2 separate regions of the Homo sapiens genome follow, and region 2 is linked to region 1. Evidence: chromatin loops called from intact Hi-C (ENCODE). Cell type or tissue: dorsolateral prefrontal cortex. All regions are shown on one strand. Links, peaks and the distances in the headings refer to the core of each region. The heading gives the core; the rest is flanking DNA. Region 1 has its middle 26 kb from the start of TULP4. Region 2 overlaps TULP4 (TUB like protein 4).

Evidence for each region. A loop is a pair of places that touch in the nucleus more often than their neighbours do. Peaks named below come from ENCODE experiments on the same cell type or tissue, not always from the same donor. Only the 100,000 strongest peaks of a DNase experiment are listed, where the experiment ranks them.
Region 2: it touches region 1 in a loop (1.9-fold over the local background); 1 of 110 quality-filtered maps calls a loop at or near these places.

What each region holds. Positions count from the first base shown.
Region 1 is chr6:158,281,708-158,290,349 of GRCh38, forward strand. It overlaps a transcript of TULP4 not described here. Among named protein-coding and RNA genes, the nearest start is that of TULP4, 26 kb to the right of the region's middle. RefSeq lists an enhancer at 3,792-4,506. In dorsolateral prefrontal cortex, for the core only: no CTCF peak of the experiment used is centred there; DNase peaks (open chromatin) are centred at 2,100 and 4,154; H3K4me3 peaks cover 2,232 bases; H3K27ac peaks cover 8,000 bases.
Region 2 is chr6:158,373,121-158,381,762 of GRCh38, forward strand. All of the region lies in intron 1 of TULP4 (TUB like protein 4), which reads left to right. Among named protein-coding and RNA genes, the nearest start is that of SNORA116, 54 kb to the left of the region's middle. In dorsolateral prefrontal cortex, for the core only: no CTCF peak of the experiment used is centred there; DNase peaks (open chromatin) are centred at 3,660 and 4,903; H3K27ac peaks cover 5,186 bases.

The sequences.
Region 1 (8,642 bases), core at 420-8,419:
ACCTAGCCCTTAAAACACTGCTTTTACTGAGTTACCCATTAATGTTAAGCTTTTATTCATGTTTGCTATAGGAAATAATTGTAAACCCTGTTTTTACATTTGTGTGAGATTATTGTCTTTGTCCCTTCCACCATCTGATGACTCTTCCGTAGTGCTTCATTGGTGACTTTTCTTCAAAATTTAATACTGGGAAAAACATTTTTCCTGGCTAACTAGTCAGTTTCCTCATTTCTGATAAGATTTGTGTAATCTATCCTGAGTCTCTCTTTGCCCTGATGAAGAGTATACTTCAGGCCAAGTTTTTTATAGTTTGCATTAACATTTTTGCTGTCTTCTTTTTCTTAGCTCTATTTTTCCTTTTAAAAGTTATTATAAACAGTCTTATTTTGTATGTGCTTTTAATTAGGTGCTTTATATTCTTCTCGGAAAGAGTCATGTTTCTAATAGATTCTTTAAAACAACAGTGCATGTTCATTTTTAAGTACTTTGAATTTATGCTTTTTGCTTCTGGAACCTTTTCTCGCTAACCCTAGTTAATTTTTCTTTCTCGTTTAGTCCTGGGTCAAGCTGAGTATCTCCACGTTTAGGTGCACAAATACTATTTTGTGAAGATCTTAAATTTGTGGTATAAGAACTTGAAGGAAATAGAACTGATTTGTTACTTCTAAAAGGTAAGCTTTTGATAAGTGAATATGAATTCCCTCTAAGAACTAGATGATATAAATCATTGCTGAACCCCAAACTAATGTTCATTATGTCCAGCTGTGATTATAACCTTTGACTGAAATGTGGGTTAAGGGGACATTTGGATCATTATCTTTTTTCCTGCTACCCGGTGTCTACTCTTTGATTTGAGGTAATGCTAGTTTCTGGGAAGAACGGCTACGAGATTTAAATCCTGCCATTAATTTTCTCATGTTATATTTGTGTACCTATAGGGCATGGTAGTAGTCAAGAATCAACTGAATTTTCCCTGACAGTTTTTATTCTTGTTGGTGTTAATTGTAATAACACCTGTGTAAAGCAGGCATCTGGATCTTCCAGGACCACAGATGCTTTCTTGATGAACCCCATGTCATGGTAACCCTTTCTCTGTCTAGAATTATTTTAATTATTTCATATACAGAACGTTATATTATATGAAAATCTATGGGCTGGGTGCGGTGGCTCACACCTGTAATCCCAGTAATTTAGGAGGCCGAGGCGGGCGGGTCACTTGAGGTCAGTTCGAGACCAGCCTGGCCAACATGGTGAAACCCCACCTCTAAAAATACAAAAATTAGTTGAGCATGGTGGTGGCACACACTTGTAGTCCCAGCTACTCAGGAGGCTGAGGCAGGAGAATCGCTTGAATCCAGGAGGCAGAGGTTGCAGTGAGCTGACATCCCACCACTGCACTGCAGCCTGGGTGACAGAGCAAGACTCCGTCTCAAAAAAAAAAAAACAAAAAAAAACCCTATAAAGACGTTCATCTGTAAGAACCTAGATACAGTGCCGCCACCATGGCTCTATGGCTTCTTTTAGCCTCATTTTGCCAACTTGTAACTATTAATATCTTCCATAAATGGTTATTGTTGTAATAAAAGAAAATCATTTTTAGAAATTTTGAAACACTATGTCTAGCTACATTCAATAATAATTGAATCAGAATAATAAATGTTTCGAAGCCCCTGGTGGTAGTTCACTTATTTTCCACTCTGTATAACAAAATTCTTGTGTAAAAGGTAAGGTTTTGGCTTGTGCTCTGAATCTTAGCACTTTACAGCAGGCAGAGCACAGCGTCCCCTTCATTCATCTTAGTTCCTTGTACTTGGGGTTTCCTGTGTGCTGTTTCCTGCCTGAATTTGATTCAACTTTGGATCTGTGTGCTTGTCCTTATAGAATTATATATGCAAGTGATACTACTGTGTTCTTAAACTGTCCTCTTTATTGGTGGAAGTACCAGTAAATAGAATCATTATATTCACTTACCTACCAGTCATCCTTCAGAACTAACTGTTAAAGTGCAAGTTGGTCTCCTTTCACTAGGAAATAAACTGCCTCCAGCCTTCTGCTTCAGCAGGTCTGCTTCTTGCACCTCAGGCTCCTCCTCCACCCCAGCCAGCTTCAGCCTCTCTCTTGTATTGGCTGCTTGTGTTTTTCTTCACCCTCTGGGAGTCCCCTGGGGTGTCCTCCTCTCCTTTGACGGCTTATGTAGTTTCTGCGCCCATTTAACCTCAGGGAATGATTTCTAAACCACATCCAAAGTGAAAAGTGGTAGATAATGGACCCTCCTATAAATGAGGCTGACCATATATTCTGGAAAACTCTCCTACTCTAAGCCCTTAGAAATACTGCAAAAGATACAGCAAACATCCGTTAAAAGTCTTTATCAAAAGAAAGTGAGAAAAATCCATAGGTGGGGAAAAAGAGAAAGAGGAGTGAGTGTTTTTGGGAGACAGAAGGTCTAAAACTGAATTGGGAAGTGAGCACTGAAGGCCGGGGCCTGGGACTCATTCAGGCCAGATGGAGACCAGGCTGGAAAACAAAACAAAAACATCCATCAGCAAATGGAGTTAAAAAGAAAAAGTCTCTTTTGAGACTGTTTGGCTTGGGATTTGAATTAATGCTACCTGCATGGTCTGGAAAACCCCAAGCTGAGAAACGAATCTAAATGCTTCTGAGTTGGAAGAGCCCAGGGCTGCTTGGCAGAAAGAAAGAAATGCAAATCCTTTCAAGAAGAATGCTACCCTCTACCCGCTGCTGAAGAGCTGGGGATATGCTGACGATAGAAACATTGCTAGACATATAAGGAAATGAGCCGCCGTGAATGAGAGTCAGCTTAAAGTCAGTGATGACGTGCCATCTGCTTGATTCGTTCATTCCTCACTTTTTAGCTGACCACCCATTATATACTGAGTGCTGTTCTCAGTGCTGTGGTTATAATGGCAAAACATTATGTGGAGAAATAGGTACTGAGCTGCTGACCAGAGGCTTTGGTACATTTGGCCTGCAGCCCTGCCCACTTCAGGGCTCTCAGTCAATGCTAGAAAACTGGTGCTTGGCTGGTCCCAGTTTGAAAACTGCTGATTATGTTAATTCCTGGATTTTACAAATGAAAAAACTGAGACCACAGTGGTTAAGTAACTTGCCCGAGGTGTGAGCCTCGGTTTCCTTGCCTGTGGAATGGGGATGATACCTACCTCACAGGGTTTCTGTGGCTATGAAAGGTTAACCAGCATGTTTTCTGCCTCAGATATGTCTATTCTTCCTTTGTCTTCGTCTTTAATGATCACAGATAGTACAAGGACCCAGTTCTCCTGCTTTTCGGGTTCAACACTTTTCTGTTGCTGGTATGATTCTCAAGGTCTTTGATTGTTCAAGCCCTACACAGAGCTTCACACCCTCACTCTTAATTGTTCTCTGATTATTTCATGTATGTGAATTTCCCCTTCCTAACAGATTGTGAACAGTTTACGTTCAGGGTCCAGATTTTGTATTTTTATGTTAGCTTTATGTTGTCTAGTCTTGGACTGGTCTGTTAGTAGATTTTTTGTTGTTGTTAAGCAACAATAAACAATTCTTTATAACAAATAATATGTTGTTTATTAACAATAAACAACATATTATTTGTTTATTGTTGCTGGATTAATCACAGTAGTTCCATTGTAATGAGGAAACAAGAATATTTCTGTCCAAAAAGTCATTATGCGAGAGTTTTGGCAACGTAAGGAAACACTTTTGCTGGCCATTTATGATGTTGACATCTGTATTCTGCCCCTTCAGTCTCTGACTGATGATTCCTACCTGAATTCCTGCTGTGGTTTGCCTTACAGTACAGGCCTGCTCATTCCTTCTGTACCAGGCCTGTTTGTGAGTACTGTTCACCACCCTGAGATTCTCTCTGTATGTTGGAAATCATTGAATGAATAGCTCACAGCCGCTTCCATGTAGTTGTAAGCACATGTATTAGGATTGGAAGTGCATCCATTTGTATGGGCACGGGTCCATTGTTAGCTTTGTTCCCCTGTCGCCCTGCCCTGCCCTGCCCTGATCTCTGGCCTAGATGGACAATGTGGGTGTGCTCTCTGTGTCTTCCCTGTCCATCTGTTGGCCGAGGGTCAGGCACTTCTGCTTACCATCAGAACCAAGAAGGAATCACTTGGAATTCATCCCTCCCATAGAACCCAACTGTGGCTGGGCTATAGCCAGGGCTCTGTTCGGTTGCTGGCTGCGTTTCAGCTCTCCATTTGAGTCCTTTCTATATGAAAAACATGAAAATGCCAGGGGATTATTTTTGCAAGTAAAAAAGATGGCAGCAGATGTGAAAACAGATTTACTCATCATGATGTAAATTGGTGTTTTGTTTTCATTTTAGTTTAACAATATATAGGTATTCATGAAAATATTTGGCTGTAAAAAATTAGGAAAATTACAAACTGCCATTATCTGTTGCAATTCATTCAATTCAGTTTTTTTTGGAAAGAACTTGAAATTGTAAGTTAAAAAATTTACTGAAATTTGTGCTAGTTAAGCTTTAAGAATTCTAAGTAATAATCCAAAAGACATTCTAAAATTCAGATTTATCAAAATCAATTGTACCTTTCTTTGTACAGATATAATAATTTTCTGGAATATGGAATGTGGTGGTAGAAGTAATGCAGAATTGTTTTGCCATAGCCTTTGTTTTCTCTCGCAATTATTTCTGTGTTTCTTCTGTTTTATAAAGGAAATGGATTGTGTTTAGTAATTTCCTCTGTACCTGTAACCACGAGAGTAAACTTTTTATTACATCTAAACTTGTTTATTCTTGTATACATGCTAGATCATAGACTAGTTGAAATTTTCTGTGTTACCATGGGTCTGTGAAAAGATCTTGTCTTACTGGTCTTGTATTCCTAGTAAATTTCAGTATGATGATATCACTTAAACACTGTAACTGTGGGACATTGGCAGGAGCTTGGGGATATTTTTAGCTACTTGGAACTCTTATTGTAATGGTATTTATTAGTAATTCAAGACAAATTTTATTGTTTAATTATGCTCTATGGGTTTATTGCCATCCAAGACTGCAGTGTTTTAGATGACTAGAATTTAGCTTTTTAAGAACCCCAAATTTTTATTTCAGCTCTTTCAGTGGAAAATTTTCTAAAATATGCTATTTCCTTCTTAATGAGAAGATAGTGAACATAATAGGACTTGTAATTTCCCACTTGAGTTCATCTCTTTATTCTTTTGTGAGGACGCACAGTAATGCTTTTGGAAGGGGTCAGCATGTTGGGCTTCTTCCTACATTTAATGGTCATTTGCCAACAGATATTTACTGAGTTCTTTTCTAGGTCTGGAGATTCAGTGATGAAGGCATTATTTCTTGCCCTCAGAAGGTTCATATTGTAGTAGGGAAGATAAACCAGGTAGTAAATCTTAGAACACAATGGGATGTTTACAGTGAAGAGGAGAGGCCAACCTGGAGTATATGGGTTTGAGATCCATACAGATCTGGGTTCAAATTACAGGGTGAATGGAGTTGTTAAGCTCCATCTAGCATTTGCGTGGCCAGACATATGCATGTGTAGTGTTTATTTCTGTCGTGGCAGTAAAAAGACTTCTCCTGTAGTTTATTGGCCTATAAAATAATATAATTTACGACATCATTGGAAAAGTATTTTTATTCCTATGTAGGGTCATTTGTTTCTAGAGTAGAACAGTTTTAACACCGTATACAAATAAAAGCACTTTTATTCAACTGAACATGCATTTATTGAATACGTAATATATACGTACATTTTGCTTGCTAGATGTCTTGATGAATAGACATTTAAAAGTCCTTACCCTTAAGTAATTCCCAAGTTAGCACGGATGATAAGGGCTCAAATACTTATAATATGGTGTAGAATTGAATGAGCAACTTAAGATAGAAACATTTGCTGTAGAAGACCATACTTACTAGGGAGGAACTGGCAAGGATTTATGGAATCGGTGATGTCGAAGCTGCATCATGAAAGATGGCTAAAGTTGGGGGAATTTGGGATGAGCATTGTACTTGGATGGATTAGCTTGGAGCTTAGTCCAGGCAGTAAATATATTCATACTTTGAAAGGAGAGTAATTTTTATAGAGGACCCTGGTGGAAGACAAGACTGGCACAATAGGTAGGTGTATGGCCCTTCTGTGAAGGCCCTTGAATGCCAGGCTGAGGAGGGTGTTCTTAGCCAGTGAATGTGACCAAGTGACTGTTTTTAAAGTGGCAAATGATACTATTGCAGCTGTCCTTTAGCCCACTGGCAAAACGGGTGAATATTAACTGAGGGGAGGTCATGTGGTCTACGGTGAAGAGCACTGAAATTATCAATTGGTTTGAATTCTGGCTTCAGCACTTAATATGCTGGGGGGACTTCAACTTCAGGCAAGTTGCTCAAAACCTTTCTGAGCCTCTATTTCCTCATAGAGAAAATGGGAATAATGATTCCTTTTATATGGCTGTCTTAAATGACATAACATTTATGAAATCACCTTTAATAATTTGCATGTCCAGTTTGTTTGGGATTTCAGCCTAGGTGGTTTGTTTTCTTTCTTTCCAATCTTCCTATACCTTATATTGATTTTTGTTGTCTTCTGTGGTAGCTCGGACCTCCAGTACTGTGTGGTAGTAGGGTTCTCATCTTTCTACTTTGTCTGGGATTTCTAGCACAGCATGATACAGACATCTTTATCTTAATTCTTAAATATGATGTTTGCTATAGATTGTAGGTAAATATCCTTTATCAGAAAAAGGAAATTCTCTTCCTAATTTGGAATCTAAAAAAAAAATGAGTGTTGAATTTTTTTTTTTTAAGAAGGAGTCTCACTCTGTCGCCCAGGCCGGAGTGCAGTGGCGTGATCTCGGCTCACTGCAAGCTCCGCCTCCCGGGTTCACGCCATTCTCCTGCCTCAGACTCCGGAGTAGCTGGGACTACAGGCACCCGCCACCACGCCCAGCTAATTTTTTGTATTTTTAGTAGAGACGGGGTTTCACCGTGTTAGCCAGGATGGTCTCGATCTCCTGACCTCGTGATCCACCCTCCTCGACCTCCCAAAGTGCTGGGATTACAGGCGTGAGCCACCGCGCCCAGCCATGAGTGTTGAATTTTAGGATACTTTTTTGCTTGTATTGCAATAATCTTTTTCCCTGCTCTTTACTCTTTTAGTATGATGAATTATATCTAATAGATTATATTTCTAATTAGTAGACAAACAGATTTTCTAATAACCTCTTAGAACTAGTTGTGGCTATTATCACTTTTTAAATATTCTGATTGAGTTTGTGTAATACTGCTGTAGGCTATTCCTGAATGTTTGGTAGAACTCGTTTGTAAACTATATGGCCTGATTTCTTTGTGGGATGATTTTAAACTACAGATTCATTTTCTTTAGTGGTTATAGAACAATTTAGACTGTCTTTCTTCTTGAGGTAGTTTTGTTAAATTGTGTTTCTTAGGAATTTACTCATTTCATATGTTATCTAATTTTATAACATTAAGTTGTTCATGGTATTATTTTATCTTAAGTTTCATGGTGTCTGTAGTTAGTTGTAGCCCTCTTTTCATTGTCAGTATTTATTTGTGCTGCTCTGTCTTTATCTATCTTGCCAGAGCTTTGTGTCTTTGATTACATTTTGCAAAGAATCAGTGTTTGGCTTTGTTTAGCTTGTCTAATTTTTTTTTCTTTTTATTTATTTAATTTCTGTTTTTACTATCTTCTTCCTTTACTCTCTTTTGGTTTATGCTGTACTTTTCTAACTTCTTTAAGTTGAATGTTTAGCCCCTTAATTTATAACATGTTTTCTTTTCTAACATAAGTTTTATAACATTTTATAACAGTTTCTTCTTTTATAACATAAGTTGTTGTTGTTGTTTTGTTTTGTTTTGTTTTTTGAGACAGCGTCTCATTTTGTGGTCCAGGCTGGAGTACGGTGGTGCAATCATGGCTTACTTCAGCCTTGACCTCCTGGGCTCAAGTGATCCTCCTACTTCAGCCTTCTGAGAAGCTGGGACCACAGGCATGTGCCACCATGCCTGGCTGATTTTTTAATTTTTTGTAGAGACGGGGTCTCACTGTGTTGCCCAGGATGGTCTTGAACTCCTAGGTTCAAGCAGTCCTCCCACCCTGGCCTCCTAAAGTGTTGGGATTGCACATGTAATCCACCATGCCCAGACTAACATAAGCATTTAAGGCAATGAATTTTCTTTCAAAATACCACCTTTGCTATAGCCAAGAAGTGTTTTGTTTTGTTTTGAGACAGGGTCTCACCCTGTCACTGGAGTGTAGTGGCGTGATTAATGGCTCACTGCAGCCCCCACCTCCTAGACTTAAGCCATCCTCCCACCTCAGTCTCTTGTGTAGCTGGGACCATAGGCGCATGCCACCATGCTGGCTAATTTTAAAATTTTTTGTAGAAACGGGGTCCCACTGTGTTGCCCTGGCTGATCTCGATCTCCTGGGCTCAAGCATCCACATCAGCATTTGTTATTTTCTGACTCTTTTAGTAATAGCCATTTTAACTGGGGTGAGAAGACATCTGCTTGTGGTTTTGATTTGCATTTCCCTGATGATAGTGATGTGGAGCACTTTTTCATGTACCTGCTCTCCATTTGTTGTCTCCTTTTGAGAAATGTCTTTTCAGAT
Region 2 (8,642 bases), core at 382-8,381, 91 kb after region 1:
AGAGAAGGTTCTTAAACATCAGTGAAAATGTAGTCTACTAATGATGCTAATAGGAGTTTCAACAACAACAATAATAGCTTATGCCCATGTAGCTCTTACATGGCTACGTTCTAGGCACTTTACCTGCATTAACCTGTTCAGTCAACCCTCCAAGGCAGGGACTTCATCAGGAAGCAGAGGCAGGGGTTAAGTGACTTGCTCCCACTGCACTTGGAAAGTGGAGGAGCTGGCGCTGTTCACCACCTCTTGTCCTGTCTCCTTCTGGAGCATTCCTTTGACAAGCCACCGCTTGAAGAAGCCAACGTGACTGCTGCCAAGGAGACTGAGTGAACAGTTAGAGTGTGGCAGTCGAATCAGTCATCGTCGTCATCGTGGATGGCTTTGCACTTGGACCAGAATTGAAAAACAATTTGTTCAGTTCCACTTACAAACTATGGAGTTTATCTCCACGTGGTAATACTGTCTTAATGAAATTAATACTTTTCAAGGAGAAGACATTTGGATTAAACAGGTTATGGTGACCTTAGGTATCTGAAAGGCTAACTCCTCCAAGAAGCTGCCTTTGTTCTCCTGAGTCCACAAAGATTTTTCCCCAGAACTTATTTATAATACTCATTCATCAACTACCTTGTCATATAGTGTGTTTGTAGCATTCTTTCCATGTTAATATATTCAGCAAATGTTTATTGAGTCCTTGCTGTGTTCTGGTGGTTGAAGACATGGATTTAGGACAAACTGGGTCCTTGAAAACTCGGTAGGTTTCATATGGGCGGGGAGACAGGAGACCTTACTAATGAGAATAGGGTGTGCAGTTGTCTTGAGATGAGTGTGAGAAAGGCTTAATTTTCTTAGCTTCAAACTAGGAAACTATGAATCTCTATGTTGACATGTCCTGCTAGTTGGAAATCTTGATTACACAGACTGTATCTTGACTTATTTTAATAGTGCCGTTAGGATACTATTAATAACATAATGATGCAAAGTCCTGCTCAGATGCAGATATTCATCAGAAGTAAACAGCAGCCAAGCACAGTAGTGCCCCTATAGCCCCAGCTACGTGGGAGGCTGAGACAGGAGGATTGCTTGAGGCCAGGAGTTCAAGCCTGCAGTGCACTATGATTGCGCCACCGCATTCCAGCCCGAATGACAGAGTGAGACCTTGTCTTTAAAGAAAAAAAAAAAAAAAAACAAGAAGTAAATAGCAGACATTTTCCAGGAATTGGTAGTGTGGATATATTGCAAATATGGGTGGTATTTTCTGGGCTTTATTGGTTTTCCAAAATGGGAAGAAATTGGGGAAGAGTTTGAAACTCTGAGAAGCTACTTCTTTAGTCTTCTTTTGTATTCTCTCATGGGCGCTCTGCCGGATCAGGGAGGAGACTTGTCACAGGAATAGAAGAGTGCAGGGGTTTTGCTTCTAGCCTGCTACTGACTTAGGCAACACAGCTTATTCCTTTTTTCCCATGTAATTTCAAAAACTCACTGTTTTACTTCTTAAAGTCTTAGAAGTGGACAAAGCTGTTTATAAGAGCAGTATCCTTTTCCAATAGCAGTATCCTTTTCCAATAGCAGTAACAATGAACATAGGAAATACCATACTAGCACCAGCTGCCATTAGAGAAGAGTTCCTGGTTTCAGCTTTTCAGCCGTGAATTTACTCATGAATGGTACCTCCTGGGACTCATATTTTTGTTTTAAAACAGGTTTGAAATGTAACATTTTTCCAAAGTAGCTTATTAAGGACATTTAAAAATTTATTTTCATAGTTATCAAGGTGTTATTTTTTCTTTAACATTGTGGACTTGCTATGCTTACCTAAGCCAAGTGTTAAAGAAGTTAAGGCTGGGCATGGTGGCTCACACCTGTAATCCCAGCACTTTGGGAGGCCGAGGCGGGCGGGTCACTTGAGGTCAGGAGTTTGAGATCAGCCTGGCCAACATGCAGCAACTCTGTCTCTACTAAAAATACAAAAATTAGCCAGACGTGGTGGTGGGTGCCTGTAGTCCCAGCTACTCGGGAGGCTGAGACAGGAGAATTGCTTGAACCCAAGAGGCAGAGGTTGCAGTGAACCGAGATCGCACCATGGCACTCCAGCCTGGGCAGACAGAGTGAGACTCCATCTCAGAAACAAAAAAGAAGTTAAGTAATGAAGTTGGAATTTTTAATTTAGTATGTTCTTTTTTGTTGGCAATTCAGCGTGTTCCTTTTTTGTCCATTCATCAACCACTTGTTGAGTTTCTCCTGCATATTAACATTTGCCACTGTGAATAAAACGATAAATGAGAGGTGGTCTTTCCCTCAGTGATGGAGTGGTTTGGTGAGGAGACAGGACACACAGTTCCAGTGTAACCAGACAGGTGAGGAGGATGAGAAGGGTGTGCAAGGTGCAGAAGAACAGGAGTGAGAGGTGTTTCCTCTGGGGATGGAAGAAGTTAATCAGGGAAAAGTGTACAGGGAAAGTTACATTTGATCTGAGTTTTGAAGGAGGAAAAGACACAGACCATCACTGAGTGGTAAGAAGAAGGCTAGCTTTATCTTGAGAAGGAGTTTGTAAGAAACACTGTAGGGTAAAATGCACGCTGCTTAGTTTCATTAGCAAGTGCTTATTAAACAGCTACTCCTGACCTTGGATGGTGTTTGGAGTAAACTAATATATATAATACAGAAATATGTAGGGATCCCCATGAACAAGAACCCAGGCTAGATTTAAGAAGCCAGAGTAGTGGGGGCAAAGAATAGTGTGACTGAAAGTAATTAAACTTAAAAATATTTTGTCATGGGCAGGAACAAGGGAGATCATTGTGGCTTGATGGAAGTGAGGAGACAGGCTTACGACCTGCGGGATGGCTCTGCTTTGCTAGCTAGGGCTGGGATTTCAGGTCAGGGAAGAGCAGGGGCATGAAGGCCGGAAACTGTGGACGATGGGGGAAGTGAGGACAGCAGCTGGAGGAGCAGAGCATTAGTGGCTGTCACCTGCTGACCCAGCCCCCTTTTCCCTGCACCTCCTCTCACCTGCCTCCACTCATGTTGCAGTTGTCTATTGGATAGCACGTCACTCCAGACTCAGTTACTTAAAAAAGCGGTAACCATTTCTCTCTCATGGGTTCTGGATCAGGAACTTGGGAGCATCCTACTGGGCACTTCTGGCTTAGCATCTGTCATGAGGCCACAGTCGAATGGTGGGTGGGTGTTGCTGGGCATGTGGAAGGCTCTTCGTCCCATGTCTGGTGCCTACACTGGACAAAGCCTCCTGCTGAGCACCTCTGCCTCTCTCTTTGTGGCCGATCCACGTGGCCTCTTCCGCATCCCCGGCTCCAAAGGCATATGTCCGGGGGGAGAGAAATATGGGAGGAAGGAGCACCACCTCTTCTACGTCACCCTGAAAGTCACACAACATCTCCTCCATTGTAGTCAGAAGCCCACCAGATTCAAGAGGAAAGAACTTAGATCCCACCTCTCAAGAGGGAGGTTTCAGTGTCACAATTGAAGAAGAGCGTGTGGAGTGAGATCTGTTAGTGTGGGCGTCTTTGGGAAATGCCATCTGCCACAGCCTCAGAGGCTGGAAGGGCTGCCTGCATGCTTTCTCAGCCTCTGTTGTGGGATATCAATGAGACATAGGAGAAGTTGGCTGGAGCCCTGGGAAAACTTTTCCACATAACAGGAGCAGATGTGGCAGTCTCTGTCTCATGCTTACCCTGTTGAATGTGGCTGTCAGGCCAGTAGCTGCGGCAGCCATCCCATGACCACAGGGAGCAGCTGAGGGACTCAGGGCAGCTGTCTCTGACACCTGTGACAGCCACTGGAGAATGACAGCAACTGCCTACCTCGAGGCTGTTTGATGGAAAAGTAAAACTGCTTGTCTGAGACACTGTTACTTGGGTTTCTGTTGCTTATACCTGGATGTCTTTCTCATTGATCTGGTATGTGATATTACATAATATGGGATAGGTGAGGTGGTAAGATTTTTAAATTATTGCTGTGTAAAAGTAGTTAAAATTTTAATGGGCAGTGGGAAGCCATTGAGATTTCTGTACAGAGAGCAGTCCATGTGCTTATGAAGCACCCAGCACGCCTGCCACGTGGCCAGCACTGTCTTACACACACAGTAACATCTCTGTGGCTAAGTAACTTACAGTTTACTTGGAAAGAGAAAAACAGGTGAGTGATAACACCCACCACATAGGTATGATTTTATATGTGCCAGGTATTATGCTACAGATGTGGCATGAACTATTGCATTTAAACCTTAGGAGTATTACATGAGGAAGACACTCTTATCCCCATTGCTTTTATAATGAGGAAACAGATATTTAGAAAAGTTGAGTAGCTTGCCTAAGTTTAAAGGTAATCCATTTTGTGTAATGCAATGCATTAATTGTAATGTAAATGTAATTTGCCCTAGAATTGCAGACATTTCAAATCTTCACTTGACAATTATTTAACACATACATTGAGGCTCTAATTTGTGCTAGACACTATGCTGAGTGTTGAGAATATGGAGATGAGCATGATAGGGCTCCTGCCTTTGAAGAGCCAAGTCTAGCGGGTGGCTGACTTCTGCGTGACCACATTTGGGATGGAACAAGACATTTATTGAGGGTCTACCACGTACTAGGACTTTTTTTTTCCTTTTATTTCCACTGTGCTCAGAGACTCAAGTACTAGGAATATAATGTTTTAATGCACTGAGTTAAATTTTATAATGGTTATATATTGTAATATGAGAAACCATTCCAAAACACAGTACTTAAAACAACTGTTTATTTAGCTCAGGATTCCGTGGGTCAGCAGTTGGCCTGGGCTGAGCTAGGCGGTTCTTACACTCTCAGCTAGACTCAGTTATGTGTCTGGTCAGCTGCATTCAGCAAAACAGTTCTTCTCTGAGGGCTGATAGGCTCTCAGCTGGAATGTCAGAGGCAGCTAGGCCACATGTCTCTCTTTGTCCAGTAGGCTAGCCTGGGCTTGCTTTCAGTCTGCTGGGAAAACACGGTTCTGAGACAGAAGAGAAGCCCATTAAGTTCTCTGAAGGCCTAGGCTTGGAACTGGCACATCCTCTCTTCTGCAGCATTCCGTTGGCCAAAGTCACAGGATGAGCCCAGATTCAAAGGATAAAGAAATAGCCCTGACCTCTTGAAGGAAGGAGCTGCAAAGTCACATTGCAAGGCGGGAAGAAGATGAATTGTGACCATTTTTGCAATCTGCAAAATTGTATACCAAATTTTATTATAATAATGTATACCAAGCATATTAAGACTTAAAAGGAAAGAATAATTTTAGGGTTTCTATCTTGGGAGCATGGTGATATTATATATAAAAATTGAGCAGTTAGGATGGGGGAGCCAGTTTTTTTTTTTTTTTTTTTTTTGGTGGGGGTGGGGGTGGGAGATGGAATCTCGCTCTGTTGCCCAGACTGGAGTGCAGTGGTGTGATCTCAGCTCACTGCAACCTCTCCCCCACCTCTCCAGGTTCAAGCGATTCTCCAGCCTCCCGAGTAGCTGGAATTACAGGCATGTGCCACTGTGCCCGGCTGATTTTTGTATTTTTAGTAGAGACAGGGTTTCACCATCTTGGCCAGGCTGGTCTTGATCTCCTGACCTCAGGTGATCTGCCTGCCTCCGCCTCCCAAAGTGCTGGGATTACAGGCATGCGCTACCGCGCCTGGCCAGGGGAGCCAGTTTTGAGGGGAAGATAAATTCAGTTTGGAAATGTTGAGTTTGAGGCGACAGTAGGTTATCCACATAGAAGTGAACTTGTATTTAATTGAAAATTTGGACCTGGAGAAGTCAGGGCTCAAGAGAGAGCATTTTGGAATCATCTTCCCAGGGCTGGTGGGTAGATTCATGAGAATGATGCCACTTTAGAGCAAGAAGGGCAGAAATCTAAGTTTTGTGTGGGAAGCAGCCTGTCCTTAGGAGGTCCAGAGTGAACAGAGAGACCAGTTAGGAGGCTGCTGGAGCCGTCTGGGAGAGAGTCCAGGCTGGCGGCATAGGTGTGATGTGAAACTGGCTGGATTCGGGATGTATTCTGAAGGTAGAGTTGACAGGACTTACCAGTGAATCACAGTTGAGGTGTGAGAAGACTCAAACTTCCTGGTCTAATGAGTTGGATGATGGAGTTGCCATTTACTGAGGTAGTTCTCCTCATATGAACCTGTGGCCAGAGTTGCCCCAAAAGCAGTGGTAGGGAAGTTTTCTCAAGGGATTGCCCCAACTCTCTTGAGGTAGGGCCAGTGAGGATTCCAGAGAAAGAAGCACTAAACGCTAGAGTGCTCAGTCCAGAGCAGTTATTAGGGGACTTATGGACAGAGTGCTGCAGCAGTTCTTGAGACTGGACTGATAGTAAAAAGAGGTTCTACCTGGGCATGTCCACAACGATGGGGCAGAGTGTAATGTTTCATGACGGTTTAAAGAATGTGGCTCAGGGAGTGGGAGCTAGTTTCTACGTGTTTAGCCTTGTGGTTGATCTTTCAGTGTTTCAAGCGATAACCTCAACAACTGTATCAGTGCTTGGGAGTATTCAAGATTGCGGCTTGGGTTCAGACCTACAGGGAAAAATATGCAGCTGCCAGAGACAGAGGGTCCAGGTACTCCATGCTTCTCGATCAGGACAAAGAAAGAAAGTGAGGGGAGGGGGACCTGGGAGACCCTACAGTGTTTGGGACAGGCATTCCAGAGCTCTGCTTTGAACTTGTGAAGTTTGAGATCCCTGTTTGACATTGAAATGGAGATGGTAAGTGGGCAGTTTGACAAAGCAGTCTGGAGTTAGGGAGGAGATACAGGCTGAAGATTAAAAACCGGGGCATCAGACTGGATGAAGTCACCCAGTGGTTGCCCTAGTGGATGATTAGGGCTGGGATAGGCTGGTAGCAGCAGGAATAGAGAGTGAGAATTTCAAGAGTTGTTTAAAAGAACAATGAAAAGGACTTGGTGGTAGACTTGATTTAAGGTCTGAAGGGAAAGGAGGAACTAAAGATGCTGCCTAGGTCCGACAAAGAGTTTGAAAATAAAAGTGGACAAGCTTCCTGGTTTCATTTACTTTAGGGTCTTGTCCACAGTTTTTATTTTAATATTTTATACATTAAAACTGTGATCAGTTGAGATTTCAGTATACTTTGAGGCTCTCCACAAAGGTTCAGCAAGAACTACGGACAGCCCCTTGCCGGCATCCAAACTGTACAGTTCCCTTTGCTTTGGCAATAACGTATTATGCTGAATCAATGTTTCTCAGCCCTTAAATGGCCTTTCTGTGCTTAGCAGCCATGTCCTCAGTAGCTCAGTTGGTTCTCTCTCACAACAACTTTCAAGTAAAACAAAAGGCTAGAAGAAATGTTCTTGACCTGGGTTTTGTGTGTACTGAAGGGCAGGGCAATGTGGTAAAGGTTATTTGCATAGAAAGTTGGGGAGATTGTGTAGACTTGGGGGCTTACACAGATGACTTTCTATTTAATAAGAGCCCAGATGCAATATGCCAGGCTTCAGATAAAAAGACAGGAGGCCAGGCATGGTGGCTCACGCCTGTATCCCAGCACTTTGGGAGGTTGAGGCGGGTGGATTACCTGAGGTCAGGAGTTCGAGACCAGCCTGGCCAACACGGTGAAACCCTGCCTCTACTAAAAATACAAAAATTAGCCAGGCATGGTGGAACACGCCTGTAGTCCCAGCTACTCAGAAGGCTGAGGCAAGAGAATTACTGGAACCCAGGAGGCAGAGGTTGCAGTGAGCCGAGACCACGCCACTGCACTCCAGCCTGGGCGACAGAGCAAGACTCTGTCTCCAAAAAAAAAAAAAAAAAAGAAGAAGAAGAAGAAAGAGGTTTCAAACAGCCATCTTTGCCTGAGGCTCTTGTCCTGACACGGACAGTGGTGGCATGCTGGTTCTGCCAACTTGGAAGGGGAGCCCTTCCGAGTCCCATGATGGCATATGTAAGTTAGCAAGGCTTCCTGAAGGTGGGTGGGTTGTAATTTATTTGTACATTTGGCTCTGATTCTTGGTGATTTTGGGAGAAACGACTGCAGGCAAGAAGATAGGTGCTTTATGGTTGTTTTTTTTTTTAACTTAACACTGAGTTTTTTCTCTCAAAGTAGTGTTTCTTTGATTCTGACTTCTTCTGTGCCTCCACAAAGTAAATACAGCACCATAATATCATCTGAGCGTCTGTTCTTGAATTCTCAGTATTTTGGATTTTAGAAGGTGTATGCTACACATACCATAGAGTATGAAAGACTCCAAACAGGGCTGGGGCATCACCCTGTAATCAAACGTAATATTTCAGCAAAGCTCATTAAATGGGATGATTAAAGGCTTAATAGAGCCTTATGGCAGTTCAGGACAGATTTTATAGCCAAATGAGTCAGCTCAAGTTTTGTCATCAAATGAATTAGTGAAAAACAATTGGTTTTCAGAGATGTTTAGATTTCAGAATTCTGGAGAATTCATTATGGACCCATATTCCAGTCATAGGGCTCTGCTTTTATTTTCTTCTCCTTTGCAGGCTTGATGGTCATTAGAATTGCGGATTGTGTTTTAGAGTGTGGAGGAGAAATGACTGGCTGTGTAGGGTGGATTTTGCATTATGAACTATAGAAGTAAATGGCTACCTAGCTAAGAAGACCAATTCAGGTGTATTTATTCTTCAGTAATGAC